Linked DNA regions of Homo sapiens: all the other regions are linked to region 2. Evidence: read pairs that join two places in POLR2A ChIA-PET (ENCODE). Cell type or tissue: GM12878. All regions are shown on one strand. Links, peaks and the distances in the headings refer to the core of each region. The heading gives the core; the rest is flanking DNA. Region 1 has its middle 53 kb from the start of B3GNT2. Region 2 overlaps B3GNT2 (UDP-GlcNAc:betaGal beta-1,3-N-acetylglucosaminyltransferase 2). Region 3 has its middle 100 kb from the start of MIR5192. Region 4 overlaps COMMD1 (copper metabolism domain containing 1). Region 5 has its middle 97 kb from the start of MIR5192.

What was found. ChIA-PET counts read pairs that join two places held together with the same protein. Peaks named below come from ENCODE experiments on the same cell type or tissue, not always from the same donor. Only the 100,000 strongest peaks of a DNase experiment are listed, where the experiment ranks them.
Region 1: POLR2A ChIA-PET joins it to region 2 with 20 read pairs; 5 of 35 experiments call an interaction of 5 or more read pairs at or near these places.
Region 3: POLR2A ChIA-PET joins it to region 2 with 49 read pairs; 10 of 35 experiments call an interaction of 5 or more read pairs at or near these places.
Region 4: POLR2A ChIA-PET joins it to region 2 with 10 read pairs; 4 of 35 experiments call an interaction of 5 or more read pairs at or near these places.
Region 5: POLR2A ChIA-PET joins it to region 2 with 11 read pairs; 10 of 35 experiments call an interaction of 5 or more read pairs at or near these places.

What each region holds. Positions count from the first base shown.
Region 1 is chr2:62,139,774-62,145,988 of GRCh38, forward strand. No RefSeq gene overlaps it. Among named protein-coding and RNA genes, the nearest start is that of B3GNT2, 53 kb to the right of the region's middle. RefSeq lists an enhancer at 2,293-2,382. In GM12878, for the core only: no CTCF peak of the experiment used is centred there; DNase peaks (open chromatin) are centred at 1,218, 1,615 and 2,468; H3K4me3 peaks cover 302 bases; H3K27ac peaks cover 4,000 bases.
Region 2 is chr2:62,200,039-62,206,253 of GRCh38, forward strand. The region is part of intron 1 of B3GNT2 (UDP-GlcNAc:betaGal beta-1,3-N-acetylglucosaminyltransferase 2); the gene reads left to right. MIR5192 (microRNA 5192) reads left to right here and starts at 5,788; the gene lies at 5,788-5,879. RefSeq lists enhancers at 2,077-2,577, 2,578-3,078. In GM12878, for the core only: no CTCF peak of the experiment used is centred there; DNase peaks (open chromatin) are centred at 478, 706 and 2,453; H3K4me3 peaks cover 3,803 bases; H3K27ac peaks cover 3,288 bases.
Region 3 is chr2:62,307,223-62,313,437 of GRCh38, forward strand. No RefSeq gene overlaps it. Among named protein-coding and RNA genes, the nearest start is that of MIR5192, 100 kb to the left of the region's middle. RefSeq lists an enhancer at 2,676-3,045. In GM12878, for the core only: no CTCF peak of the experiment used is centred there; a DNase peak (open chromatin) is centred at 2,649; H3K27ac peaks cover 3,575 bases.
Region 4 is chr2:62,098,178-62,102,177 of GRCh38, forward strand. The region is part of intron 2 of COMMD1 (copper metabolism domain containing 1); the gene reads left to right. Among named protein-coding and RNA genes, the nearest start is that of B3GNT2, 96 kb to the right of the region's middle. RefSeq lists an enhancer at 1,284-1,573. In GM12878, for the core only: no CTCF peak of the experiment used is centred there; a DNase peak (open chromatin) is centred at 1,754; H3K4me3 peaks cover 1,400 bases; H3K27ac peaks cover 2,382 bases.
Region 5 is chr2:62,300,185-62,306,399 of GRCh38, forward strand. No RefSeq gene overlaps it. Among named protein-coding and RNA genes, the nearest start is that of MIR5192, 97 kb to the left of the region's middle. RefSeq lists enhancers at 2,869-2,948, 3,019-3,088, 5,100-5,627, 5,628-6,153, 5,719-5,788 and 1 more. In GM12878, for the core only: no CTCF peak of the experiment used is centred there; DNase peaks (open chromatin) are centred at 3,827, 4,941 and 5,726; H3K4me3 peaks cover 467 bases; H3K27ac peaks cover 3,714 bases.

The sequences.
Region 1 (6,215 bases), core at 866-4,865, 59 kb before region 2:
CAGCTAATTTTTTTTTTACTTTTAGTAGAGACGGAGTTTCACCATCTTGGCCAGGCTAGTCTTGAACTCCTGACCTCATGATCCATCCGCCTCGGCCTCCCAAAGTGCTGGGATTACAGGTGTGAGCCACCATGCCCAGCCTTTTATTTATTTATTTATTTTTGAGAAGGAGTCTCACTCTGTCGCCCAGGGTGGAGTGCAGTGGTGCAATCTCTGCTCACTGCAACCTCTGCCTCCCAGGTTCAAGCGATTCTCCTGTGTCAGCCTCCCGAGTAGCTGGGATTACAGGCATGCGCCACCGCACCCAGCTAATTTTTATATTTTTAGTAGAGACGTGGTTTCACCATGTTGGCCAGGCTGGTCTCAAACTCCTGACCTTCGGTGATCCACCCACCTCGGCCTCCCAAAGTGCTGGGATGACAGGCATGAGCCGCTGCACCCAGCCTCAAAGTGTATAGTAAATATCTAAACAAATGAAAGGGACAAGATATAGAAGGAATCTTAGGATCAGCTGAGAGATAATTGAATACTTTCCTAAAAGAACACAATACTGGAAGGGATGGGGCTTTGTGGGACAATTGCTATTTTGAATTCTTAGGTGTCCAACTTTACAACCAAGGTTTACAAATATTTTAAATGGTGATTTAGTCAGCAGAAGGGAAGACTCAAATAGAACATAATTAGCTTAAGCTTACCTCTAGTTGTAGAGTATACAGGTTTTGACCTCAAAATTTGAAAAATCGCAATTTTTATCTAAGTGCAATCAAGTTTTCCTTATTTGGGGATGGCCATAATTGTCTCTCATGGCAACTCAACTGTATGCAACATTGAACCATCCTTTGTTGCAAAGGAACCTGCCTGGGCCTGCTTCCTGTTAGATAAATGGTCCCAACTGGCATAACTTACAAGTTTGGTACATAAACTATCTGATTACAATACTAACGCTATACGTGAGCAGGTAGTAAAATATGGGCATTTACATCATTTATTCACCAAGAACTGTAATTAGGCATTTTCTTTCTCTTTTATTATATTTTAAAATTTAATATAGAGACAGGGTCTCACGCTGTCCCCCAAGCTAGAGTGCAATGGTGCAACCATTATTCACTGCAGCCTGAACTCCTGGGCTCAAGTGATCTTCCCACCTCAGCACCACCACGCCTGTCTTGTTTCTGTTTTACATGCTCTTGGCTAGTTTCTGTTTCCCACTGGTGTTAGGGTTTTAACTTCTGTTGATTCACAGGATGCAGGTGGGGGAGAGATGGCAAGGGGGAAAATATGAATTTGATTACTCAAGTGGAACAAGGTGAAACCATTAGTTTAAAATAATTTTAGGCTGAAAAATTAAAATCATTAAATTATTTCCTTCATGCTGTTATTACACTGTTTTTGTATTAAAGAAGTAAGCATAAATATGAGGATTGTATATTATTTCTATTCTGGCTATTTTTAGAATCATGGCTAAGAATTGGCATGGATCTCAGAATGACTGATTTGGAGGCTTTAGCATCTGGTCAAAAATGAGGAAACATCTGGACAGACAGGGCAGAAGATTTGTACAAGGCCGTGGTCAGGAAGGAATTTCAGGTCTACTGTCTTCCATCTCTACATTCTACCTTTTAGACCCTTCAAAAGAATAAGTGCTTATTTCAAAAATCTGTGTCCTTGCTCATGTGTTTAAATAATGACAGTTCCTGTAGTGAGGATTTTTGTATGCAGATGTGACCTAAGACTAGGTCCAACGTCACTTACATCCTGCATCCATGTTAGACCTGTCTCTGTGCTTCAGGTTGCTGTCACTCTTTGTAGAGCCTGATGCTGTTTGTGATGACCTTGGCCTCACTTTCCACTCAGTGCCACCCTTCTCTGGGTGCAGTGTGCAAAATGAGTAAGTTGGCTGCCACATGGGGCTTCCAGGCTGTCCACAGTACCCAGATAGCCAGCACATTATTCTCATCCTAGCTGGACAACCATTGACCCAAGCTTGGGTCTCGGGTTCTTGGTGACAAGTTGTTATAAATGGAGAACCGATACCGGGGCACGGTGGCTCACGCCTATAATCCAAGCACTTTGGGAGGCTGAGGCGGGCGGATTGCTTGAACTCAGGAGTTCAAGGCCAGCCTGGGCAACATAGGGAGACCCTGTCTCTACTACTAATAAAAAAATTAGCCAGGCATGGTGGTGCATGCCTGTGATCCCAACTACTCAGGAGGCTGAACTTGGAGGTCGAGTCTGCAGTGAGGCTGTGTTTGTGCCACTGCACTCCATCCTAGGTGACAGAGCAAGACCCCCTCTCAGAAATTAAATAAATAAATAAAAATTTTTGAAATGGAGAACTGAGAAAAGGAACACTAATGCAGTTGTGTTCCCATGGAAGATAGTCAAACAAAGCTAAACATAGCTGGAGTAAGAGAACCAGTGGCTGCTAACAGACGTGGAACTGTGCAACTGAACTAACCCCAAGGCTTACTCCCTCCCTGGGGAGTTGAGGCCAGAAACATTTTCTGTAGCATCTGTGGCAGAGCTGTGGGGCCTTTCTGGCTCAACTGGGAAGGAAGGTGACGGCTGTTGTTCTTCAAGGAATCGCTTTCCTGCCTCCTGAAGGGAATCACCAGGGCCTAGATTCTGGAAAGGGAAGGGAAAGTGGAGAACACAAAAAGGAAACGTTTTCTTGTTCTCCCATGAGATTCATGTGCATGTCCCCAAGCAGATTGCCAGAGGAAATGAAGGTTCTTTAAAAATAATAAATAAATAAATTCTGGCCCAGCACAGTGGCTCACACTTGTAACCCAGCACTTTGGGAGGCTGAAGCAGGAGGACCACTTGAGCCCCGGAGTTAGAAACCAGCCTGGGCAACATAGCAAGACCCTGTCTCTACAAAAATGTTGAACAATTAGCTGGGTGTGGTGCACACAGCTGTAGTTCCAGCTACTCAGGAGGCTGAGATGGGAGGATTACTTGAGCCCAGGAGTTCAAGACCATCCTGGGCATGATGGTGAGACCTCATCTCAATTTAAAGAAAAAAAAAATCCCTCCCATGCCTGTAATTCCAGCACTTTGGGAGGCTGAAGTGGGTGAATTGTTTGAGCTCAGGAGTTCAAGACCAGTCTGGACAACATGGCAAAATCCTGTCTCTACAAAAAATTAGCGAGGCGTGATGGTGCACGCCTGTAGTCCCAGCTACTTGGGGAGCTGAGGTGGGAAGATCAATCGAGCCCAGGAGGTCAAGGCTGCAGTGAGCCGAGATCATGCCACTGCACTCCAGCCTGGGTGACCTTGTCTCAAAAAAAAAAACCCACCAAAATCCCTCCCTTAAAACAGAGTTCAGTGACGGTTGTCACTCTGTGCAAAAATGAACTTGCCCAGTGGGTTTATATTTACTATCAACCAATATCAGCCTATGAATAGCAGAAAAAGGCAAGTAAGGCCATGTAACATTTCATTTTTTCCTGGAGCCCCAGGCTGACCCTGGTTTGGCTGGCCAGGGTGGGACTAAAGGTGAGGCTCCAAATCATCTGGGTACAGGCGGACCACATAGACCAAGAAAGTGCCTTTCAAACTGCCACATTTGTAATCCTAGCTACTCAGGAGGCTGAGGCAGGAGGATCCTTGAGCCCAGGAGTTCAAGACCATCCTGGGCAACATATTGAGACCCCATCTTGAATGAATGAATGGTGCCTTTCCCCAGACTTCCTTTGAATTGAAAGAAAACAAGTCACTTCATAAGTTACTTTATGAACCATTAAAACTGGATACAGCCATTTGCTGGGTGGCGTACCACCGCTTCAAATATCACTTATAGGGAATTTAGGGAAAAATCTTTTCCCCTAATATCAGGAAGTTTAAAAATAAGTAACCAGATAATCTGGGGCCAGGAGCATGTAGTGGGAGAGTTATCAGGCCCACCCAGTTCCCTGAGACAGGTGGAAAAAACTGACCCTTCTCTTCATCAGTTCTTATAGATGTAATTTCAACAAATGGGAAAGGATAATGCAAAACCCTTCCTTGTCCCTGTACACATGGGGAAGAGTTGAACAAAATGCTAGGGGAATTTGGCTCTGAAGGTCCCTGAATAGCTTGAGAGCTCTCACTGGGGACCCATCCCTGGGAGAATCAACTTGCATCACCTTTGGGCAACCACCCCTGGAACCATAACAGAAGGGGCAAGACCAAGCAAGTCCCTATTGCCTTGAGTGAGTCCTGGAAGAAAGTGGTTACTGGGGTAACCACAGCCTGTGCCATTCTTTACAGCCCAAATGCCATCCCTAGTTTTGCACCTAGAAGTTTAGCCATTAATTGTGTTCATAGATTTAGGGGTCCATGTGCATGTTTGATACTTTAGGTATATTGTGTGATGCTGACATTTGGCATATGAATGATTCTGTCACCCGGGTAGTGAACATAGTACCCAGTAGTTAGTCTTTCAACCCCAGTAGTCCCTAGTAGCTATTATTGCCGTCTTTATGTCTATAAGAATCCACAGTTTAGCTCCCACTTGTAACATGTGGTATTTGGTTTTCTGTTCTTGCATTAATTTGCTTAGGATAATGGCCTCCAGCTGCATCCATGTCGCTGCAAAGGATACGATTTTATTCTCTTTTATGGCTGTGTGATTTTTTCCCCCCCAGCTATTCTGGGAGCTACTCTCTTTAGGGTACCTTCGCATATGTAGTACGTTTTTCTCCTGTTAATCTGTGTATTGTCAGTTGATTCACAGGCCACCGACCAATTGGACCTAAATTGGTAGAGAAGTTTTTTCTCCCAACAGTTTATATAAATTTAGTTTATTAATTTTAACTGCTGCATAGTGTTCCATTTAGAATAGGCTGGAGGTTTTTGTTTTTGAGTTTCCTATTATAAACCAAAAACAAAATTCTAATCTCCCCAACCAACTGAATGTACCCCCTCAGCCAAGGGGATCCCAAAAAAAACCTGAAAAAGTTCAGGCCATGACAGGAAGAGGGGTGGTTAGAAGTTCAGGCCATGACAGGAAGAGAGGGGGAAGGTCTCATTATATACCCTTCTCTTTTTGGAGTTTAGACCCAACTGACCAGCATTAACATTAAAACAGAGATTTTAAGACCGACAAAACAGACTCTTTGTAGCAATAAGATCAAATTCCAACCTGACTCTGATGTAACATCTCATGACAGACAGCAGGCCCGGAAGGAGATCAGAATATTTTACCCCAAAATATATTTCTTCGACATACTTTGAATGGCCCTGCAAAGCTGTCCCTTGTGGGGGAAATTTGCATTTTTTTAGAGAATCTCCTTCCTCTACTAGGTTTTTCCACAGAGTTTGACACCTTTTAGGTCAGATAAGAGACTGTCACATCTATTATCTCTGAAGCTTGTTCTTTGGAGGTTTCACCTACATGACAAAAACCTTGGCTTCCAAAACATTCCCCCCTTACCATAACTCAAGCTGACTTCAACTCTTCACTCAGAGCTTAACTCTTTGAACCAACTGCCAGTCAGGAAATCTCTCAATCCACCTGTGACCTAGAAACAGCCCCCAACTCCCACTTTGAGATGTCCCCCTATTCCAGGCCAAAACCAATGTATACCTTCCATGTATTGATTTATGTCTTTGCCCATAACTTCTGTCTCCCTAAAACCAAGCCGCAATCCCACCATCTTGGGCACATGTTCTCAGGACCTCCTGAGGCTGCAGCATGGGCCACGGTCCTTAACCTTGGCAAAGTAAACGTCTTAATCAATTGAGACCTGTCTCAGATGCTTTTTGGTTTACACTATCAATGAGTGGGTTTTTAGGTTGTCTTCAATTTTCCATTGCAAATAATGCTGCTGTGAACATCCTTGAACATGCATCCCTGTTTACATGTACAAATATATCTTAGAAAACAGGAATACTGTATCATGGGTTATGTGCTTTTTCTTTCTTTCTTTCTTTTTTTTATTGTAGACACTGTCAAATAGACTTTAGAGTACTAATAAATGTTTAACAACCAGTCTTCCAAAAAGAGGAAGTGGGGCTGATTTGTAGCATTTGCCAATTTCCATGGTGTGAATTCTTCCACCATGGCCGATTTCAAACTACTAATGAGACATGAATGCACAATCAGCTCTGTTAGCTGGTATGAAGTGGCTCCAGCATAGTTCTCAGAATCTCTCAAACTCAGAATGCATATAAATATTGGCAAATAGCCCTCTAAAGTAGCCCAACCAATGTATACTTTCACAAGCAGTGTA
Region 2 (6,215 bases), core at 9-4,008:
ATTTGTACTGAGTTTTCTATTTGTTACAAATTTTAAGAGTTGAGATTTTTGCCCTCTGTGTGTTGCCCTGTGAGTATTAACAACCTCTGCCCACCAGCTTTGTCTTTTTGCCTTGTCTTAATTTTTGTAACAAAAATTCAGATGTCTTTTGAGAGTCATAACATGTATCTTGTGCAATTTTAGCTTTAGGTATTTTCATATATAACTTTAAGAATGTTACACATTATTTTCTGTGCATCTATAACTTAAAAAAAACAAAAACCATTTTCTGATGTGGCTACAGAGGGGGAAATTCCCAGTAGCCAGGAAATTGATACTTTCTACTTTTCATTCTGTGGCATTTTAAAACAGAGGGTTCAGGTGTCTTCATTCTGATATGAGTAGGATGTACGTAGCTTACCAGAATGTTTGAAAAAAATGATAATCCAAGGTAATCAATTCTGGCATGTGGCTAGATTCTGTCCGAGTGCCATGTGGTGGTTTAGTGGTTAAGAGCATAAACTTGGAGTCCATAAGATGAGGATTTTTTTAACTTCATGTATAACATGCAGTAAAGTGTGAGAAGTGTTAATATTAAGCATGAGCTCATGTATGTAAGCTCTCAGATTAAGAAATAAACATTTTCAGTACTGCAGAAGGTTCCTGCGCCCATGTCTTGTCCGTGTTCCCACCCCCTCACCCTGAAGGAACTGTTATTCTTTCTTACATCATCATAGATGTGACTTCTGTCATCATAGATGGGTTTTACCTGTTGAACTTCATGTAAGTGGAATCAGTCATACAGTGTGGCATGTAGTCTTTTGTGAAATAGGCTTGAATTCTATTTTTACCACTTATTGTGTGACTACGGACAAGTTATTTAATCTGAGTCTCAGTTACGTATGGGAATGCCTAAAGTTAAAATTACACGAACTATTTCAGGATAAATTTTCTCACTTGTAAAATGGGGAAGATAAAGCCCTATGTTAGATTTACTGGGGAAAGTAATATAAAGCTACACCTAGAATACCTAGCACTGTGCCTGACTGCAGTTTCCTCTTCCCCTTTTTATTTCTTTAACAGGGTGATAACTAAAGCAACTAGATCTTTTGTGTTTAAATGAGCTATTTCATTAAAAGTTCTGTAGGTCTTTTATTGAAAATTAGAAGACAAATCTTTATTTAATACTTTGTTGATATAGCTTTAGCTTTAAGATGTATTATTTGTTAGTTGCCTGTTTTTGACATTTCCTCTCTAAAGACAGTCATTGAAATGTCCCATTCAGAGTTGTTTGGCCACCTGTGTAACATGAGCTAGGATGCAGTGATGAGAACTGGTTTATGGTCAATTATGGAGCTTGTGGAAGAGTTTAGTTTGGGTAAGAGTCATCAATAAGTGCCCAAGATGCTCACAACATCTGCTTTATGTTTAGTGAAATAATTATTTCAGAGGTGAAAGCACAGGACCAATTATTTTAATTGCTTGCTTCAGACAAGCCACTTAAAACATTTTCAGCTCTTGTAATCTTACCGTGTAAGCGGTATTACATAATTCCATGGCCTCATGTCTCCTTATTTGTTTGGTACTTTTCATTTTTGGACTCATTCTGCAAATGTAACTTGGGTAGTACTTGGCATTCTTTCTAAATGACTTTCATTAAATGTTTATTTAGAAAAAGTATTCAAGATAAAGTAAAGGAAAATAAAACTAATTCCACCCTCTCTCACCACTATAACTACATTAACTTGATGTGGGTCCTTCTAAGTGCTCATTTCTTCTTTTGTACACTTCTAGAATGACCTTAGGAAAAACATACTTCCAATACTTTATGGAAATTTAAAACAAAATATGGGCCTGCTTAGAGATGTCTAGCAGAGAAGGCAAGAGTCTTCGTAGGCCTAAGTTCAAATCTGTCCACACTGTGGTCCCTACTTGTACCTTTGTTAGTGCTGAGCAGACAGTCCCCAGAGACTCCATCAGAGGGTCCCCTGGTCTCCAGATTACAGTAGCCAACACGGAAAACCTGCCCTGGAATACTTCTCCATTAAGACCTCAAGATGTTTGGTGAAGTGAGCAGTTTGTTCTCCGACCAAACACGCATTGATTGAGCACTTGGTGTGTGCCTAGCACTGTGCTTGGCTGTGCGTGATTGCTGCCTTCAGTGGGCAGTGTGGTGGAGACAGCCAGGAACTGGTAAGATTGCCTTGGTAGAGGTGTAAGCCAATTATGTGTTGGAGGCAGCCAAGAAAGGCTTCTTAAGGAAGTGGCCTTTGGGCTTGGTCTTGAAGGATGTGAATAACATTTCAGAGGCAGAGAAAGGAAGGTAGAAGTGCTCAAGGGATTGTAGGCTGAGAAAACAGGACACAACAGAAAGGCTCATAGAGGTCTTTTGGGGAAACAGCAGGTGATCCATTGGGTTTGGAGTGCATGGTGCTTAGAAAGGTGTAATAGGCCATGATGCAATCTCGGGGATCATGCAGAGATGTGGCAGTTAATAGTTATGGAGGTAGTGAGGAACCAGTGAAAGTTCTTGTGGTCAGGGGAGAGAGAGAGAGGGTGTGGGTGCTGACAAGTTATGGCCAGGCTTGCATTGAGGAAGATGGGCCTGAGCGTGAATGAGGCGAGCCTGACCCCGGGCAGGTCATTGCAGTCCCTGCGTTCTCTGCTTCCCATTTGCCCCCTACCAGTTTCTCTCAGAAAGAAGCTGGAGGGATCCTTTAAAAACTGAAATGACTTGAGGTTACTTTTCTACTCAGAATCCTCCAGTCAGAATCCCTGTCTTCTTCAGAGGAAAGCCAGAGTTCAAATGTCACCTACCAGGACTGGTGATCTGCCCTCCTCCTCCTACCTCCCTTCTCCCCCTCATTTCACTCCAGGCACAAGGCCCCCAGCTTTCCTGCCTCTGGCCTTTGTGGTGACTGCTCCCCCTGCCTGGAACTATCCTCACCTCTTCTCTGAGAGGAGGTTTTCTCTGATCACCCGGCATAAAGCAGCCTTTCCTTATCCCCTGTGCAGTGCTTCATATTTCATCTAAGTGTTTATCAACCTTACAGCAATCAACTCTGACTTGGTTCTTTGCTGCCTGTTTTCAACACTGCTTGGTTTAAGTAGGCGTTTGACATTTGTTGAGTTAGGCCACTTCATTAAAGTTAGTCTTAGTAGAGGGGAAACTGAGGGCTCAAACCAGGGCAGGGATAGTACAAGATTGAAATATGTATGTGTGTTGTTTGGAAGAGGTGGGTGAGAGAAAGACTCCTGGTGGGTGTAAAGGAATTTGGAAACCAACTAAGGGAGGTTAGGAGAAGGGCCATGACACAGGTATATTGGGGCATTTTTTAGCATACGGGATATGGGAGTCTGTAGTGATGTCTAGGGGACAAGAATAGGGGGTAAGGGAAGACCCAGCAATAGACTTGGGCCCAGAACTGTGGAGCAAGTCCATTTTGTGGGATGGGGCCAAGGAGCAAAGGCTGCCAACATGCAAGAGAACCCTGGGGGTTCCTGAGCTTGGGGTGGGGTAGACATGGTGGCCAGCAGTATTGGGTGCCCTAGAAAGTCAGGAGGGTGCAAGGACTGCGAAGATTCTAGAAGGTGAGGGGGATTGGGAGGGTCAAGGCAGGACAAATGGGCATGACAAGGAGCATGTGCCTGGTGCCTTTGGAGAGGGAGAGGCTGAAGATGGGGGAAACAGTGGAGATTGCTATTGGTGCAAGACCCCAGAAGCAGCAAGAGCTGTCACAGGGAGTGGAGATCCTGGGAGTTGGGGGTCAGGGACTGGCTGATGTAGAGAACTTGAAGTAGGTTTTGGTCCCAGAGCTGACATCAAATGTCTTTGTAGCTATGGCAACCCACTTAGCTCCTGTTTCCCACCTCCCTGCAGAATCGCATGAAACCTGCACAGCCAATTTCACATGTTTATTATTGGAATCCATTGAACTCATGAATATGAAAGTGTTAATGCTCTGGGAAGATATTTCTATGGACCATAAACTTGCTGCAGTTTATTTGTGCTTCAGAATTTTTTTTGAGACAGAATTTCCCTCTTGTTGCCCAGGCCGGAGCGCAATGGCATGACCTTGGCTCACTGCAACCTCTTTCTCCTGGGTTCAAGCAATTCTCCTGCCTCAGTCTCCTGAGTAGCTGGGATTACAGGCATGCACCACCATGCCTGGCTAATTTTGTATTTCTAGTAGAGACAGGGTTTCTCCGTGCTGGTCAGGCTGGTCTCGAACTCCCAACCTTAGGTGATCCACCTGCCTTGGCCTCCCAAAGTGCCTGGTAGAAATTTTTCTAATTGTTTATTTTCTTTGAGAAGCACTTAACATCCAACTGGTTCTCCAAAGTACTTCTTTTTTGAGTCTTGATCAGGGAATAACACAATTGTGGTGAGTTTTATGTGCATGTGTGTTTTTAACCCTCCAGGTCTGGCTCTAGATTGTTCACTGGGAAGCCGAATGATATTTTCAGATTCAAATATATTTGTCTAATAATGAAAGGGTCGAAGTGTTACAAATGCTATCCTTTCTAAATAGTCAACATTTGGAACTAGTGAGATATATTTTTACCTTTATTATTTTATGGTTGTCTTTGAAGCTTGTTTATAAGGAACTTTTATGTAACTTTATTCTTGAGATGCAGCCATTATATTTTTGTTCTTTTCCTTTACCACATAAGGAATTATTTCCTTCAAATGAACTTAAAATATCTCTCATGAATACTCCTATTTTTAACTGAATGTTTCTCTTTTTTAAAAAACTTTTATTCTTCAAAGTTCTGATGGATCGTCTTTTTTTAACTCTTTATAATGGAAATTTTCAAACAAGTGCAGATACAGAGAATGGTATCATGAAGCTTCAGGTAGCCACCAGCGGCTTCAGGGTGATGATTCTTTATTTTCATCTCTACCCCACTCACGACTAGGGGCCCATGGGCACCATCTAGAGAGGGAGAGAGAAGAAGGTCACAATGGACCACAGAGTGGGCAGCCATCAATTTAGAGATAGCGGAGGCTGGGGGAGAAGATTGGACGCCCCCAGGGAGAGTGACAGGCAGACCGGCGAGATTGGAAGCCCGTGGCACTGGGATTGCTGTGGTCCCTCGTCCCTCCACATATGTGATCACCTATGGTATATGAAGGGAACGTGCAGAGACTCGTTTAAAACTGAGGTGACTCAAATTGCTTGGTAAAAGAGGCCCAGTTTTTAAGCAGTTCAATAGTGCCCACATATTGAGCAAACATGTTCTCTTTTTACTGTGGCGACAAAAACTTTTCTTGGCGGGTGGCCGGAGAAAGCTATGTTACTATTGCACTTCTTTAAATACGGAAGCAAGTCTTGGTCGAAGGCCTGAATGATGCCTCCCCTTTTATAGAACATTTGGATAAAAGGCCAAAGTGTTACTTTTTTTTGAGGATACGTATTTTAAAATGTATATGGTTTATTTTGATACTTAAAAAGCAACAACTTGAAAACAACAGTCCTGAAACACTTGTCAGTAAGGTGTTAGGATTTAACCAGCCTTTGAGAAAGGGAGAAGAGGCGGGACAGGAATCCGAGATGGAGCAGGGAGCTGGTTTGCTTCTTTGCCGCCTTGCTCTGAAGTTGCCACCCAGGGTCACACATCACTAGAAGTGTTTTCCTCTGGGAGGAGGATGATGTCTGACTGTGGAGAAGAGGCAGCATCCCAGAGGGAGCCCAATTTAACTGGATGCTCAGTGTGAGAGGAGGAGCGCTGGCATTTAGTGGCTGTGTGCCGTGGGCGGGGCCTGCCAGCCCTTGGCTGTCATTTGCCACCTGAGGGACAGGCTGCTTAGTTCCAGCCTCCTGGCTCACCTGGAACCATTTCTCCTGGGAAGCATGGTAGCCAGGAGAGTGGATTCCAGGTGGTGAGGGCTTGGTACTCCTTTTGGGGGATCCTGAGTGCCAGGAGAAGAGGATGAAATCGATGGACTGGGGGAATCAAGGCTGTCCTCATGGAAGAGGAGACAGGATTTGAACCTGGGCCTTCAAGGATGGGGGTAAGGATGGAGAGAAGCAAGATAAGGGATGTTTTAAGCCAGGAGAAACCAGGCTGAGAAGAGGTATGGGTGGGGAGGATAGTAGTTGTTGTTAAGGGGTGCTGGTGTCTAGAGGCCTCCGGGATGGGGTTTTAGGGGTGGCCTGCCTGGATCAAGGATCAGCTTGGACGTGCTCAGCGAGGATGGGGATGCCCATTTCCCTCCATGCAGCTCTGGGCTG
Region 3 (6,215 bases), core at 680-4,679, 110 kb after region 2:
GGCTGGTGACCCTCCTCTCTGTGTCCAGCCCCCTGTCCCCTGGAAATAGGTAAGGCATCTGAGATTGCTGGCTGCCTCGTCTGTCTTCAGCCAGGACCTGAGGGGTTTGTCTCTGTAGCAGTGGAGTTCATTCACTGCTATCCTTTGTGAAGAGTGGAAGCTGCCCATTTCTCCCCTGCCCTTCCTGACAGGAAACTAGCACTGGCTGAAATTTCTCCAGGGCTGACCTGCCTCTCGGTGTCCTGGTCCCATGTTCAATATAAAAGTCCTATGAATCGCCACAGTCTTCAGGAGTAACACTTCCTATTCCCAGAAAGTCAGGACCAGCCTGGGAGGACTTCGCACCTTCCTGGGATTTGCTCTTTTGACCATCCCCTATCTGTTTTCCTGTAATTATCTGCTGTGAAACTTACAAAACTAAAATGCCATGAGTGCTTATCTACGGGGCAACCAAAAAAGAGAAGGCCTTGAACCTGAGTCCCTCTGTACATGTGGGTTTCTATGAGGGGTGGGTAGGCACTGCCTGATGAGGGGGCAAGAAAGCCTAGAGCTGACAGGGCACCAGGGAGGGGCCGAGGAGCCTGCCTAGCAAGGAGACCTGTGGGCGAGTCCCTGATCTGTGCCAGCCAGGAAGTTGTAGAAGGCAGGGAGCAGTTGCCATGCTTATGTGATTCTTGTAGGAGTGGTCCCTGAGATTAGTTGGAAAGGCCCTTTATCAAGGATCGGAGCGCTATCCAAACTCTTGGTTCACAGGAATAATAAGTGTAAAAGCATGTAACATCCCTCGTAGCTGTCCTTTATCGACGTTTCCTCTGTGCCCTGCCTTATCTCATGCTCATGTTAAACCTGGGAGGTGGTAGTTTTATCATCACCATTTTACAGAAAAGGAAAACCAAAGAGCAACCACGTGGGCTAGGAATGTCGCATCCGAGTGGCTTTTACAGAAGCGTGCTAGATGCCAGGTGCCCTGCAAGGTGCTTTCCCAAGTACCATCTGGAATCCTCAGAAGAGGTCTGTGGGGTAGGCTCTATTATCCCTGCTTTATAGGTGAGGCCCATAAGGTCTGCAGAAGGTGATGTGCCCAGGGTGTGAGTGCAAGTCTGTCTGTCAACCCCGCTGCAGCTTTCTGCAGCACAGAAAGCTGGTCCAGCTCTTCAACTGGTTAGAAGGCTGGTTAGAAATCAGCCACAGGTCCCTGTCACATCCCAGACCATCACAGACCTCCGTGCTGCTGGAGGATGGCAACCTGCTCTTGACTGGCTCTCCCACCCTCTAATCCCTAAGCAGGCCTGAGAGAGAGGAAGGAAAAGGGAACACCTGGCCCAACAAGGGGCTTGGACCCGGGTCACCTGTACCTACCATGTTTACTTGCACAGTCTCCTCACCTTCTGTACTTATTCTGAGGGTGCATGAGCTTGGCCATTATAAACCAAGGAGACAAACTTATTTATTAGCTGCTGTGAGTCCTACTCTGTGCCTTTCCTGCTCACAAAATCTCTGTGAGGCAGAGAGCAATCCCCATTCCACAGAAGCAGGAATTGAGATAGAGGGGTCACGAATGAACCTCCCGGGTTCAAGCAATTCTCCTGCCTTGGCCTCCCGAGCAGCTGAGATTACAGGCATGCACCACAATGCCTGGCTAATTTTTTGTATTTTTAGTGGAGATGGGGTTTCACCATGTTGGCCAGGCTGGTCTCGAACTCCTGATCTCAAGTGATCTGCCCAACTTGGCCTCCCCAAAGTGCTGGGATTACAGGCGTGAGCCACTGCACCCAGCCGAGGTTCATTCTTACACTTAATAAAAATACACATATCAGACAGTCTGCTTGATGATTTATATTTTTTGTAGCTAAGGTCTTGTCAGATCTGAGTAGAGCATCATGTTTTTCAATAATCACAAGAGCTAGCTTTTATTAAGGGCTTACTGTGTCCAGTGCTGTTCTAAGCATGTCACATACTGTATTAATTCACTTAATCCTCACAACTGCCCTCTGAGGTGGCAACTATTATTATCCCCATTTTGCAGATGAGGAAACAGAGGCCCAGGGAGGTCAGATAACATGCCCATATAGCTAGAGAGTGGCAGAGCTGGGGGGAACCCTGTCGGTCTGGCTCCAGAGCCCATTGTATAGCAGCCACCTCTGCCCACCCTGGCCTGGCTAGGCCTCAATGCCAGAAACACACCATTCTCTATCTCCTGGAGGGTAACAGAGCTGCCATTATCCCAGGAGGCAAGGCTGTCCCAAGAGCATAGACCAGTAGTAGGGTTGGTTGCCAGCTTCTAGGTGTCGCCTCAAGGCTCCTTGCTGCTTCAATTATTATTCTAATAGTTCTGAGCTAGGCATGAGGTAATCTGAGCTTTTAGACCTTGGCTATTTCACTGAGGTTTGCTGTGAGGCTTCAGTTTTGTCATCTAAAACAGCACTGTCCTTCTAGAGTTGCTGTGAGGACAGGAGAGGAGTCTGCCAAGCACTTAGCAGGGGCCTGGAGGGCAGAAAGCATTCAGTGATGGGGAGGAGAGGAAAGCTCACAGAGCCTCGGTCCACGTGGCTCAGCTCTGTGCTGGAGCTGCGATGCGGTCAAAAGACCATGAAACAAAACGTGATTTCAAAATAACTCAAGTCTTTCACGTGTGTTTCTCACACCGATAAGTGAACGTAGTCCTTCGTTAGACTGCACTCGATTCTCACGGTGGCCATGTGAGAGGCACAGTTCTTCTTGCACGTCCCCCTCCGTCTTCTCCCACACATGGCTCTCACTTGCTGCAGGGGCTCCCGGTCTGGCTCTCAGTTTCCGTTTCCTCTGATTTTTATCTCACAAATGGCTGGCAGGGCGGGGCTCCTTCCTTGGAGGGTGGGCTCCAGGAGGAACTGAGGAGAGTGTAACCAGGACCCTCATTAGGGGCCATGGGGGTGGGAAAGGTTGGGAACTCGCCAGTCATTTTTATCCCATCACATGAATTATTATTTTTGGCAGAGGAGAAGGTGTCTGTGTTAGTACCACAAACTGTGGCTTAAAATGACAGAAATCTATTCTCTTACAATTCTGGAGGTTAGAAGTCAGAAATCAAGGTGGTGGCAGGGCCATGCTCTCTCTAGAGTCTCTAGGAGAGGGGCCTTCTGAAAAAAGAAAAACTTCAGCTGAATTACATTTAAGAGTTTAATTGAGTTTAATTAAATGAACAATTTGTGAATCGGACAGCCCCCAAATCAAGCGTATTCACAGAGACTCCGGCGCAGCTACATGGTGGAAGAAGATTTATAGACAAAGGGAAATGATGTACAGAAATTGGAAGTGAGGTACAGAATGACCGGATTGGTTACAGCTCAGTGTTTGCCTTATTTGAACGTAGTTTGAACACTCAGCAGAGTATGAATGGTTGAAGTATAGCCTCTGGGATTGGCCAAGACTTAGTTATTGTTACAGGCGCATACTCCTAAATTAGGTTTTCAATTTTGTCTGACTATTAAGCTAGGTTACAGTTCATCCACAAGGACTCAAATATAGAAGTACAGAGTCCTTCTCAGGACATATATAGTTTGCTTTAACACTTCCTTGCCTCTTCTAGCTTCTTATCGTTCCTGGCATTCCTTGGCGTTTCTTGCCTTGTAGACCCATCATATTCATTTCTACCTCCATCTTTATGAGGTCTTTTCCCTGTGTATTTGTGTCCAAACTTTCCTCTTCTTATAGGGACACCAGTCATTGGATTAGGGACCACTCTAGTTGAGTATGACTTTATCCTAACTTGATTGCATCTGCAAAGACTATTCCCAAATAAGGCCACATTCACAGGTTTGGGGGCCAGCATATATCCTTTGGGGGAACATAATTCAACCCAGCCTGTAACAATGTCATATCATTCAGATTGATTCTGAGCTAGCCCATTCCCAGTCTAACATCTCCAAACCTGGTTCCCCTAGACCCTTGAGCTTGTCTGCGACTCTTGTCCAAATGAAGCTGTGAGGCGAGCTGCCCTGCTGACCAATGGCAGGGCCTCCCTTCTGGCTCCAGGCTCTGCACTGAAGTGCAATGGGCCAACCAGGTACTTGCCCAATGCCATGGGTGAAGCCAAGGAGGGCATAGCCAGTAGGAAATATATTCTACAGAAGTGATCACTTTTCAGTTTAAAAAAAAAAAAAAAAAAGGCCGGGCGCGGTGGCTCACGCCTGTAATCCCAGAACTTTGGGAGGCCGAGGCGGGTGGATCACGAGGTCAGGAGATCGAGACCATCCTGGCTAATACGGTGAAACCCCGTCTCTACTTAAAAAAAAAAAAAAAATTAGCCGGGCGTGGTGGCGGGCGTCTGTAGTCCCAGCTACTTGGGAGGCTGAGGCAGCACAATGGCGTGAACCCGAGAGGCGGAGCTTGCAGTGAGCGGAGACCGCACCACTGCACTCCAGACTGGGAGACAGAGCGAGACTCCGTCTCAAAAAAAAAAAAAAAAGTAATTAATTGATATGTTTTAAAGGTATATGTCAACATAATGTTTTATTAAGATTATGAGTGAAATTTTTTCTTCTATGAAGAATCAATGTGAAGTTATGGTTAAAATATCAATCGCTATATCATATTAGGAGATAAAAGAGGAACTATTCAATAACTGAAGCTAGGAAAACATCCATATGGAGAAAAATGAAACTGGGCAATGTCAAAGCATGTCTTCATTGTTTATCTTGGTAGAAAAGATAGAGGACTGTCTTTCTTGGACTAAAGAAGGGAAGAGGCCAGGCACGGTGGCTCACACCTGTAATTCTAACATTCTTGGAGGCCAAGGTAGAGGGATCACTTGAGGCCAGGATTTTGAGACTAGTCTGGGCAACAAAGCAGACCCTGTCTCTATAAAAAAATGTTTTAAATTGTCTGGGTGTGGTGGCATGTGCCTGTAGTCCCAGCTACTCAGGAGACTGAGGTAGGAGGATTGCTTGAGCCCAGGAGTTCCAGGCTGCAGTGAGCTACGATTGAGCCACTGCACTGAAGCCTGAGTAAGAGAACAAGACCTGTCGCTAAAAAATATTTAAAAAGAGGGGAAGAATTCTTAAATTAGGTACAAAAAAGTACCAACCAAAAAGAGAACAGATTGATACATTTTATTATTATTATTGACTATTATTGACTATATTAACTATATTATAAAATTGAATATTCACATTCTCTATGACCCAATGTGTGCATCAAGATATATCTATTAGAATACCCTTAGGAGCTCTGTAGATATCAGCAAAAACAAACAAAATCAAACCAGAAACATCCCAAATGTCCACTGACAGGTAAATGAATAAGCAAATTGAAATATTCACACTGTAGAATATTACACAATTAAAGCAATGAACTATAACTACATGCTACACTGTTCTTACAATATAATTATATATAGACTACCTATAACATAATACCTTTCTATCAAGTGTTCTTCATTTATTTATTTTTTGAGACAGGGTCTAACTCTGTCACCCAGGCTGGAGTGAAGTGGTACAACCTCGGCTCACTGCAACCTCCACTTCCCAGGCTCAAGTGATCCTCCCGCCTCAGCCTTCTGAGCAGCTGGGACAGCAGGCACATGCCACCATGCCCAGCTAATTTTTGTATTTTTTTGTAAAGATGGGTTCTTGCCATGTTGCCCAGGCTAGTCTCTAACTCCTGGGCTCAAGCGATCCTCCCACCTTGGCCCCCAAAAGTGCTGGGATTATAGGTGTGAGCCTCTGTGGCTGGCCCTCTAACAAGTTTAAAAACAACTAAAACTAAACATTTATTAAGCATTACGTTAATCAAATATAATTTAACATTAATTAAACATTAATTAAGGATAACACTAATTTAACTATTTTTTAAAGGAAGAAAATTATTAGGACAAAATGGAAGTAAAGGGGTAAAGGGAAGCACACAGGTAAATGTAAGTTATTGTTGATATTTTAGGCCAGGTGCAGTGGCTCATGCCTGTAATCCCAGCATTTGGGAGGCCAAGGCTGGTAGATCACTTGAGCCCAGGAGTTTGAGACCAGCCTGGGCAACACAGGGAGACCTCGTCTCTACAAAAATAATAAAAATTTAAAAAATTAGTTGAGCTTGGTGCACCTGTTACAGGTGCACCTATAGTCCCAGCTATAGCTACTTGAGGTGGGAGGATCACCTGAACCTGAAGAGGTCAAGGTTGCAGTGAGCCGTGATTGTGCCACTCCCCTTGGTACCAGTGAAACCCTGTCTCAAAAAAAAAA
Region 4 (4,000 bases), core at 1-4,000, 100 kb before region 2:
TTTGAGACAGAGTCTCTTGCCTAGGCTGGAGTGCAATGGCGCGATCTTGGCTCACTGCAACTTCTGCCTTCTGGGTTCAAGCAAGATTCTCCTGCCTCAGCCTCCCGAGTAGCTGGGATTACAGGCATGCGCCACCACACCCAGCTAATTTTTTATTTTTAGTAGAGACAGGGTTTCACCATATTGGCCTCCCAAAATGCTGGGATTACAGGTGTGAGCCACCGTGCCTGGCCTCCTTTTCTTTCTTAATGATTGTGACAGCTAGGTCAGCTAGGGTTGATGTCAGCTAGGGTTGACTAAGTGACTGGTGGGCAAGGAAGCCCAAGCCACATTATTCCTCTTTATTAGGGTTGCTAACTCCTTATCTAAACCTTGCATAAACCCAGAATTTAGTAAGATGTCACTTACTTTCCCCAAGGGTATTCCTGAAAACTGTTTGAATGTCTTTTCAAACCTGATATAAAAGTCAGGCACAATTTTGTTTGGGCGTATTTTACATTGTTTCACCTTTGCCCAATCTGTAACCGTGGAGAATATCTGTGGTACAGTTTCACAGAGGCGATTGCAGAGCTCTCCATTTCTGTCTTCCAGCTGCATCTATTTTGTCAAAATCTTCTAAAGGCTGTTTCCAATCTGCTACTCTAAATCATTCTTCAGCTTTGTTCTGGGGACCAGTAACTCAATCAGCTGACACATGTCAGAGAACCCTGGATCATAAGTCTTAAGTGTTAATTGGAATTCCTTAGCAAACTTAAAGGGATCTTCAGTCGGACTGGGGAATCCAGGTACCAGGGCCTTTAACTCTGATTTGGTCCAGGGGCTATACATTATGTTAGGATCCCCTCTGCCTGTAGGTTTTACCCTAAAAGGAGCAACTACTCTATTATTTTATCCAGCTATTTCTGGTCCCCCTGTGGCTTGAGGCAAGGGAGTAGGGGAGGGAGAAGGAAAAATGAAATTGTCTGGACAAGGAAGTTCAGAGAGAGCAGAGGGTCAGGAGGAGCAGAAGGGGAGACAGTTTCTGGAGCCTTCCTGATTTTAGAAGTGGCGAGACAGTTTCAAAATTTTTTTTAACTTCCTAAAGAGAGGCAAGCTTATCGTTTCCTCTTTTTGATGATTCTAGATGCCACCTAAGTACGATTCCCATTCATTTTCTTTGATTCGGGAGCCTCAGTTTTCTAATCTAGCACACAAGAAAACCAATTTAGGGACATCAAAAGTTCCCCATTTTGGAAACCTTAGACCTAGGTCATCTTTAGTAAGATCTTCCTATTTACATAAATACTCGCAAGTCAAGGCACCATAATTATTAAACATAAACCCAGCTGTGGTGCCCACTGGGGACCGCTCTCCTTGCCTTTCCTCTCTTTTGGAGGGTTTATTTGCTATCTCTCTCTTTTTTTTTTTTTTAAGAGCAATTGACCTGTGGCCTAAGGCTTTTGTGTGGTGGATCAATATGTGCTGCTTGTGGGCAGCACTTTACAGTGTTTCAACACTGAGTCGTTTCTACCCTCTTACGTGTCTCAGTTTCTCTCTTCAGAGGTCTGTCACCTCTGAGAGGGCTCAAAACACCAGGCGACCAGCCCTTATATGCGTTTCCTGGACAAGCCTTCTTAATATTTGTTGGGGAGTTTCCTGTAGGGCCGCTGCATGTTGCGGAGAGTCAACCTCCCAGACACTCCCACGAGGCCCCTGGTCACCCAGGGGCGCCTTCCAGCTGGGAGGAGCAAAATGCCCTTTCTCTTCAAAGCTGAGGAACTCACTCTCTCATTTGCTTATGAAAAATAATAGTTCAGTTCCTCACGCAAAGTGCACACAGACAAGCCAATTGAGATTAATTTTGAGAGAAAAGGCAATGGAGAATGACTGTTTTGAATACACCTCTGAAACCAAAATTAAGATTTTAACCAACTTCCTAGGAGAAAAGAGAGAGAGAGAAAAAAAAAACAGCTCAGAATAAATCAAGGACCATCAACCAAAATGGGAGGTCCAGGACTCAGGAGGACTTACCAGTTTCACCAGAGGAGAAGCTAGAACTTGGTGAGGTTTCACTGGGCCCCTGCTAGTACCTTAGCTAGGGTTTTAGGCAACTCCTTCAGGGTCCTGAGTCTTCTCTGTGGCCCCACGTGTTTGGGCACCAGATTATTGTTGAAGAGTCAAACACTGTAAAATATTTGAAGAGATTTATTCTGAGCCAAATATGAGTGACCGTGGCCCGTGGCACAGCCCTCGGGAGGTCCTGAGAACATGTGCCCAAGGTGATCAGGGCACAGCTTGGTTTTATACATTTTAGGGAGGTATGAGACTTCGATCAAATACATTTAAGAAATACATTGGTTTGGTTCAGAAAGGCAGGACAACTCAAAGGCAGGAGGCGGGGAAGGGGACAGTAGGGGCAGGGAGGTACTTCCAGGCTATAGGTAAATTTAAACATTTTCTGGTGACAATTGGTTGAGTTTATCTAAGGACCTAGGATCCACAGAAAGGAAATGTCCAGGTTAAGGTAAAAGATTGTGGAGACCAAGGTTCTTTTGAAGTCTTATAGTAGCTGCCCTCAGAGACAATAGATGAAAAATATTTCCTATTCGGATCTTTAAAAGGTACTAGACTTTAGCTAATCTCTTCAGGATTGGGAGGACCTGGAAGAAAAAGATCTAGCTATGTTAATAGAGATTCTTTACAGATGCAGGTTTTCACCCTACAAAGGATGGCTTTGCAGGGACATTTTCAAGATATGGCAGAGAAACATGTTTTGGGATTAAATATTTTGATTTTTTTGCCTGTCTTATAATGTTATGCCAGAGTCTGATTGGAAAGTAAGTCATGACATATAGGGTTAAATAAAACCCATCTGATGAGAATTTATGGTTTGTAGGACATGACTCCCCAGATCTCTTAGATAGGAATTTGGGCAAGATTTAAAAAAAAAAAAAATGAGAGCTTAGTCCTCAATGGCTTTTCTGGGCTTTTATTCACAACACCTCTGACACCAAAAGTATAGGTTTTTTCTCCCCTGCATGCCAACCAATTCTCTGATTCTCTGAATACCAACTGGATGTTCTACAATTAAATTCTGATACTACCCAGAGTTAGTGGAGACCCCACAGGTCTTAACCCCATTTTGGATGCCAGTCAAAAGTATTGAGTCCCTGCCAGGCATGGTGGCTCACACCTGTAATCCTAGCACTTTGGAAGGCCGAGATGGGAGGATCACTTCAGCCCAAAAGTCAAGACCAGCCTGGGCAACATAGCAAGACCCCATCTCTACAAAAAATTTAAAAAATTAGCTGGGCATAGTGGCAGACACCTGTAGTTCTAGCTATTCAGGAGGCTGAGACAGGAGAATCACTTGAGCTCAGAATGTCTAGGCTGCAGTGATCCCTGATTGCACCACTGCACTCCACCCTGGGTGACAGAACAAGACCCTGTCTCTCTCTCTCTCTATATATATATATATGGTCCCCAGGTTACCCACACTTATATCTAGCTACAAATTGGGTAGTCTCATGATCCCTACCCCCCAGTTCAATAATATGCTAGAATGGCTCATGAAGTAAAGTTCTTTACTTACCAAGGTATGGAGGAGGAACTCCAAAAGCTTCCATGCCCTCTCCAGGTACACCACCCTTTCAGCACCTCAGTGTGCTCGTCACCTTGGTAGCTCTCTAAACACTGTTGTTTGGGGTTTTTATGGTGTCTGTCTCATGTAGGCACCATTGATTAAATCATTGGCCATTGGTGATTAACTTAATCTCCATCTCCTCTCCTCTCCCTGAAGGTCAGCCTATAGTACTGAAATTTCTAACACTCAAATCATGCTTTGGTCTTTCTGACTACCAGCCCCATCTTGAAGCTATCTAGGGGCCCCCAGCCACCACTCATCTCATTAGCGTACAAAAGACACTCTTATCATGAGATTCCAAGGATTTTAGGAGCTGTGTGTGAGAAACCATAAACAAAGACCATACATATTTCCTATTGTATCACAGCTTCCCATCAC
Region 5 (6,215 bases), core at 1,900-5,899, 100 kb after region 2:
AGTAGGTATACATCCTTCATCATTGTGAAATTAAAATGTGTCTTTAGGCTGAGCACAGTGGCTCACACTTGTAATCCCAGCACTTTGAGAGGGTGAGGCGAGAGGATTGCTTGAGCCCAGGAGTTTGAGGCCAGCTTGGGCAATATAGAGAGACCTTGTCCCTACAAAAATATAAAAGTTAAAAATTAAAAAACAAATATGTCTCTTAGTGATTTTTTTCTTTTCTTAATTACATATTCACTGTAACAAAAAAGTTTGAAGTTACAGGTAGGCAAAAAGAAGAAAATTAAAACACCCCTAGTCCTATTCTCAGAGTTAGCTATTACTTACCACTTGATGTATTTCCCTCCAATCTTTTTCTGTATATGTACATGTGAATGTTTGTGTATAAAAAACTCACACACCTATAAAACATAAATAAGACATCCAGCTACCTCAATAACTGCATTATTCGTTTCTAATATGTATACTTTTTCACGTATTTGCCTATTTTTATTTCATAACCATCTGTTCTTATTTGTGATGGCTATTCTTTCATTTAGTTCCCTGAAGTTTTATGTATACATTTTAAAACCCCCTTCAAGATTGTCTATTATCTCTAGTTCCTTAAGTATAAATTTTCTTCTTTGGGGGGGTCTGAAAACTGCCTTTAGTGTTGTTGATCTTCCTTATAGGGTGTGTAATTCTTGCCTATGAGCTTGTCTTTCATGGGAGCCATCTTTCTTGGGACTTCTCCACTGTGTGGTCTGGGTTTTAGAAGAAGGATTCCGGTGAGGAGGTTTCAGTGTTGTCCTATGGAATAGAGCACTGACTTCAAACCAAGTCTATGGCTAGTGGACCAGGACTGTTGACTGTTTCCACTGATAGCTGGGCAGATGGCTTGTGTTCAGCCACAACCTTGGGCAGCCCTCTTCCTGAAGGGGTGGCATGGTCCTGCCTCCTGGACTCATGGCTTCCTGCTGCATGTGGGGCTCATGACGCATTGAAATTGCAACCACAGCTCATCCAGTCTGAGTCCCCTGTGGGTCTTCCGGCTTTAGCTCCCATTTACAGGCATGTTTTATTTTATTATACTTTGCTTTATTGCACTTTGCAGATATTGCATTTTTTACAAATTGAAGGTTTGTGGCAACCCTGCGTGGAGCAAGTCTATCAGTGCTATTTTTCCAACAGCACGTGCTCACTTCATTAGCATTTTTTAGCAATATTATCTTTTAATTAAGGTATGTACATTGTTTAGACATATGCTATTGCACACTTAATAAACCACAGTATAGGGTAAACATACTTTTATATGCACTGGGAAACCAAAAAATTTTTGTGACTTGCTTTATCATGATATTTACTGCGTGGTGGTCTGGAACTAAACTGGCACTATGCCTGAGGGATGCCTGTATGACTTTGTTCCTACTCTGTCCCTGGAGATTTCCCTTTCTTGCATGGAGCTTGGACATATCAATCTAAAATATATTTTTATATTTTATTAAGTTTTTCTATGCATTTGCAATAGGAGATGACAGCAGTAGGGGGAGTTCACCCTGTGCTCAACATGTTGACCTGAAATTCAATAGTAATTATCCTTACGTTGATTTGTGTTTGTCCTCCATACATCCAACATCTTCTTAACTACTTTAATTGCTTTGTCATTTTCTTCCATGTTCACTAGAATTATCTCAAGATTTTCCTGAGCTGGGAAAATTTCAAGCTTCCTTGATGTTTCTAATTTATCTAATAGCTCTATAAAGCTCTTGTTTTCATCCTGAATTTTTTTCCTTAGCTCTGAATTTCCTTTGCATTTCACTTGGTAGACTTATCAAGTCATCTTTGGGTTCTCGTTTTACTAAATTTCAAAAGCATATTAAATATTTTAAAATTAATTATATACCAAGTTAATACAAATTATTAATTGTTAAATTAATATAATTAACTATTAAATTAAAATGATTAATTAAGTATTATATATTCTTATTTGTTCTACAATGTGAAGCATTCTCAGGAGTTTTCTTCTGTACTTGGGAGAGAGATTTCTCCCAATCTAGATATCTGGATATGTTTATCTTTTTCATGTTGTGTTTCTTGCTTTTTTTGTTCGTTTTTGAGACAGAGTCTCACTCTGTCACCCAGGCTGGAGTTCAGGGGTGCAATTATGGCTCATTGCAGCCTCCACCTCCTGTGCTCAATTGATCCTCCTGCCTTATCCTCCAGAGTAGCTGGGACTACAGGCGTGCGCCACTACACCCTGGTCATTTTTTCTATTTTTCATAGAGACAGGGTCTCACTATGTTGCCCAGCCTGGTCTCGAACTACTGGGCTCAAGTGATCCTCCTGCCTTACCCTCCCAAAGTGCTGGGATTACAGGCATGAGCTGCCGCACTCAGCCTGTTTCTTGCTTATTTTCCTTCTCTTCTTTCTCCTACTCTGCCTTCTCCTTCTTGGTGTTCTTCTTTTTTAAAATCTAGTATGTTGGCTTAGCCTTCATGCTGTCTCTTTTAATTTTGCACAGGTAAGTCTGATCAGACTATCTAACGCTCTGAGAGTGTGAGGACGAATTCTTTTTGACACCTTTTCTAGCTACCTGTCATTTCCTCAATACTAGAGTTTGGGGACTGGGTGGTACTTCCTTCCTGCTTCCTGAGCTCTGAGGGTCACATGGACAGGTGAAGGACAGAGCTGGGCCTGGCTCCCTCCTGACGTGGGCTAGCATCCCACACCTGGGTCTGCTCCACTTGGCAGGCACATGTCCCCTCCTGGGACTTCAGCTCATTCCCTTGGACAGCACAGAGTTCTGAACAGCAGCAAGTCCAGCCAGCCACTCCTCCAGCCGCTGCTGGCTTCTGTGATGGTGCCCAGGGGCTCCTCCTCTCTGGAGCTTCTCCTGGACTCCCCAGGCTGCCTTTAGCATCTTGGCCCTCTTTGTGCCGAACTGAGAGGTGCTGGTGACCCTTCTTGGGATCCTGTTCTCTTACCTTCCCTCATTTGGCTTCAGCTATGTGTGTGGGAGAGAGACAGCTAACATTCCATTCTGAGACCCTCTATTTCTTCCCTCTTGACACCTTTTCAGTCTTATGTCATAAGGTTGTACTATTTTCCATGTGTGGTTGCCTCTGGTTAGCTTTTGACTTTTTTGTTTTTGTTTTGTTTTGAGATGGAGTTTCACTCTTGTCACCCGGGCTGGAATGCAATGGCACAATCTTGGCTCACTGCAACCTCTGCCTCCCAGGTTCAAGCAATTCTCCTGCCTCAGCCTCCCAAGTAGCTGGGACTACAGGCACCCGTCACCACGCCCGGCTAATTTTTGTATTTTTAGTAGAGCCTATTGTCCAGGCTGGCCTCAAACTCCTGACCTCAGGTGATCTGCCCGCCTCAGCCTCCCAAAGTGCTGGGATTACAGAGATGAGCGACTGCACCCTGCCAGCTTTTGACTTTTTTCAAAAAAATTATTCTTTGATCACCTTATGATGTGCCAGGGAGAAGGAGGGGTGCTTCTGGCCTCGCTTGTGCCACCCTTACCCAAAATCCAGGCACATGTGCTGTCGAGGCTCCACGCAAGACCCCAGGAACTCCTGGGTCTTTGCTACCGCCAGAGGGTTGCACCTGCTTCTCAGACAGAAGACCCCCGTCTCATGGTTTCTCTTTCTCAGGCCTCCAAACCCCTGGTTATTTCATCTTTGAAATGAGTGTTTCATATGCAATTAACCTATGTTGAAACTTTACCAACTCTAAAGTGAAATTATACTTCCTTCCTACATCTAACTCTACCTAACCATAGAGTTCCCCTCCCGAGTATTTCTGAAAGTTTCCCAGGGACAGCTTTGCACAGCTCCAGAAAGTATCTCTCACTCTCACTCTACCCTTTTCTTCTTGCTGCCATGATTCTGCCTCTGTAGCTTATGGGACTGGCGACTTAGTGACTCTGCCAGGCCTTGGGAAGGAGACATTGCCCTCCCCAACCCCCCACAGCTCATCTGACCACAGGTTCCACTGAGTTGGGGCATAAAGAAAGCAGCCTTAGAAATTTCCATCTGCCTCCAGAGGAGAAGTGTCTTGTACCCAAAGGCCTCCATTTGGCAGGGGCCACTTTAGCTCCCACCAACAGCAATATACAGGCCCCCTTTCTCCACAGAGAGAGGAAGAAATCCCTCCCTTTCCAGCCCACAACACTCTTCCTTGCCTGCCTTGGGATGACAGACCATGAGGACACCCCTTTCTGTTAGGGGCAATCTCCCTCCTCCCTCCACACCTGAAGGTGTGGTCTGACCCTTTCCCCTCTGAGAAAATAAACCACCATCTTAGTGTCCAGTCTGAGTGTTTTGTTGTCAGAGCCTCAGGCCCGTCTAGGCAGCATTGTTCCCTCCCAGCGCATCGTTACAGCCTTTCCTCCAGCCTGAGGTGAGGAGAGGGTCAGGTCTTCCAACCTCTGGTAACCCCATCTCCCAGGAACAAATGTTGGACAACAAAGCACTCATGTCACCCAGGAGCCAAAGGGCAACCTCAACCAAGATTTTAAAAAATGGACACCTTAGAACATGTGTCTAATTTGTTTGGGGGCGGTTCTACCCATAAACACAATTAATGTTTCCTAACAGGACCCATAATGACTTTGCTCAGAATCACCCCACGTGGGCTTCCTCCAGAACAGCGGAGGCTTCTTGCCTCACAACAGGCGGCCTGCGAATGCTGCCCAACATGGTTAAAATGTGAGCACGCTGGCGGCTGACTCACAGGAAATGGTTCCCAAGGCTATGCCTGAGATAAGGCTGGCTTCTGGAGGCCTCTTTGCAGAGGAACCAATCCCACCCCAACTCCCTGATTGGATAATAAGACTCAGAAGCTCCAGTTCTCCCCTTCCTATGTGGCTTTGCAGGTTCTGTGTCTGACTGGACTGCCACTTTTCTCACGTACCTGTGGTCTGTGCTACAGAACATCCTAGCCACACAAGAAAGGTGGGAGCAGTGGGTGGCTTGAGGCCAACTGAGGTTTCAATCCAGTTCCTCTCCCCTGCCACCTGCCTTACCTGGTGCTACCTCTGCAAACACCACCTGCTGGGACAGTGTGGGTGGGAGGGGCTGGTGAGGAGGATTATTTCCTGTTACTGCCTTGGGGAAGCTGCTGAGGGCATTGCTCACGCCTTTGATCTGGGCATAGAAGGAAGCCACCTGCCCTAGCCAAGGTTTTAGTGCAATGACCAGATGAGAGGCTTCAGGTTACCTCGGGGCCCTGAGTCTGGAATCCAGAGTCACAGAGAATGAGGGAAAGTTGTGGAATCATTGGTGGAGACAGGATTGGAAACCTCTTGCAGCCAGAAAAATCACCATCACAGAGGGAGACTAGAAACCATCTCTGGGCCTGAACCTATCTTTGCTCCCGCCTTTCTTGTGCGGTCAGGTGGTTCTGGGACAGTAACCTCAGGCAGGTGAGAAAAGTGGCAGTGCAGTCAGACAATTCACAGAGGCCAGACGGGACAGGGAGAACTGGAGCTTCTGAGTCTTATTATCCAACCAGCCAGGCAGTGGGGGTGGGCTTCGCTCTTCTCTGCAGAGAGGCCTCCAGAAGCAACCTTATCTCAGGCACAGCTTATGAAGCTCTTTCCTGTGAGCCAGCCACCAGTGTGCTCAAATCTTAACAAACAGCATGACCTTTACTTAATAAAGGCCTGGGGGAAAGCCAGGGCAAGCGTTCCCACTTTAAAGTGCTTCATAAACGACGTGGCACCTGCAGTCACAAGGATGACATGATTAGCCTGCTGTCACCTGAGTCATTTTTTCCAGATGTGGTGAGGGGCAAGGCAGCCAGCTGGTGTCATGGAAAAAGCTCTGGATTCGAGTCTCGGTCAGATGTTGGCTACCCACTCAAACTGCTGCCGTGGCAGCCCTGCCTCCTTGCACGGCCGTTTCACATCTCTGATGTGGGAGATGAAGAGGGGTATGATCCATGCCTGGTATTTTGCAAACAGAATGCATGCATTCATAGATATGAGAGCACTGAAAAAACCCAAGCTCTTGATTCGGCAGCCAGACTGTGTAGGGGGATGTTCACTAGACTTGGTGTTTAAAGACTCAGGTAGGATCCAAGCTAATTCTATTTTTTTTTTTTTTTTTTTTTTTTTGAGACAGAGTCTCCCTCTGTCACCCAGGCTGGAGTGCAGTGGTGCGATTTCGGCTCACCGCAACCTCCACCTCCCGGGTTCAAGCAATTCTCCTTCCTCAGCCTCCCAA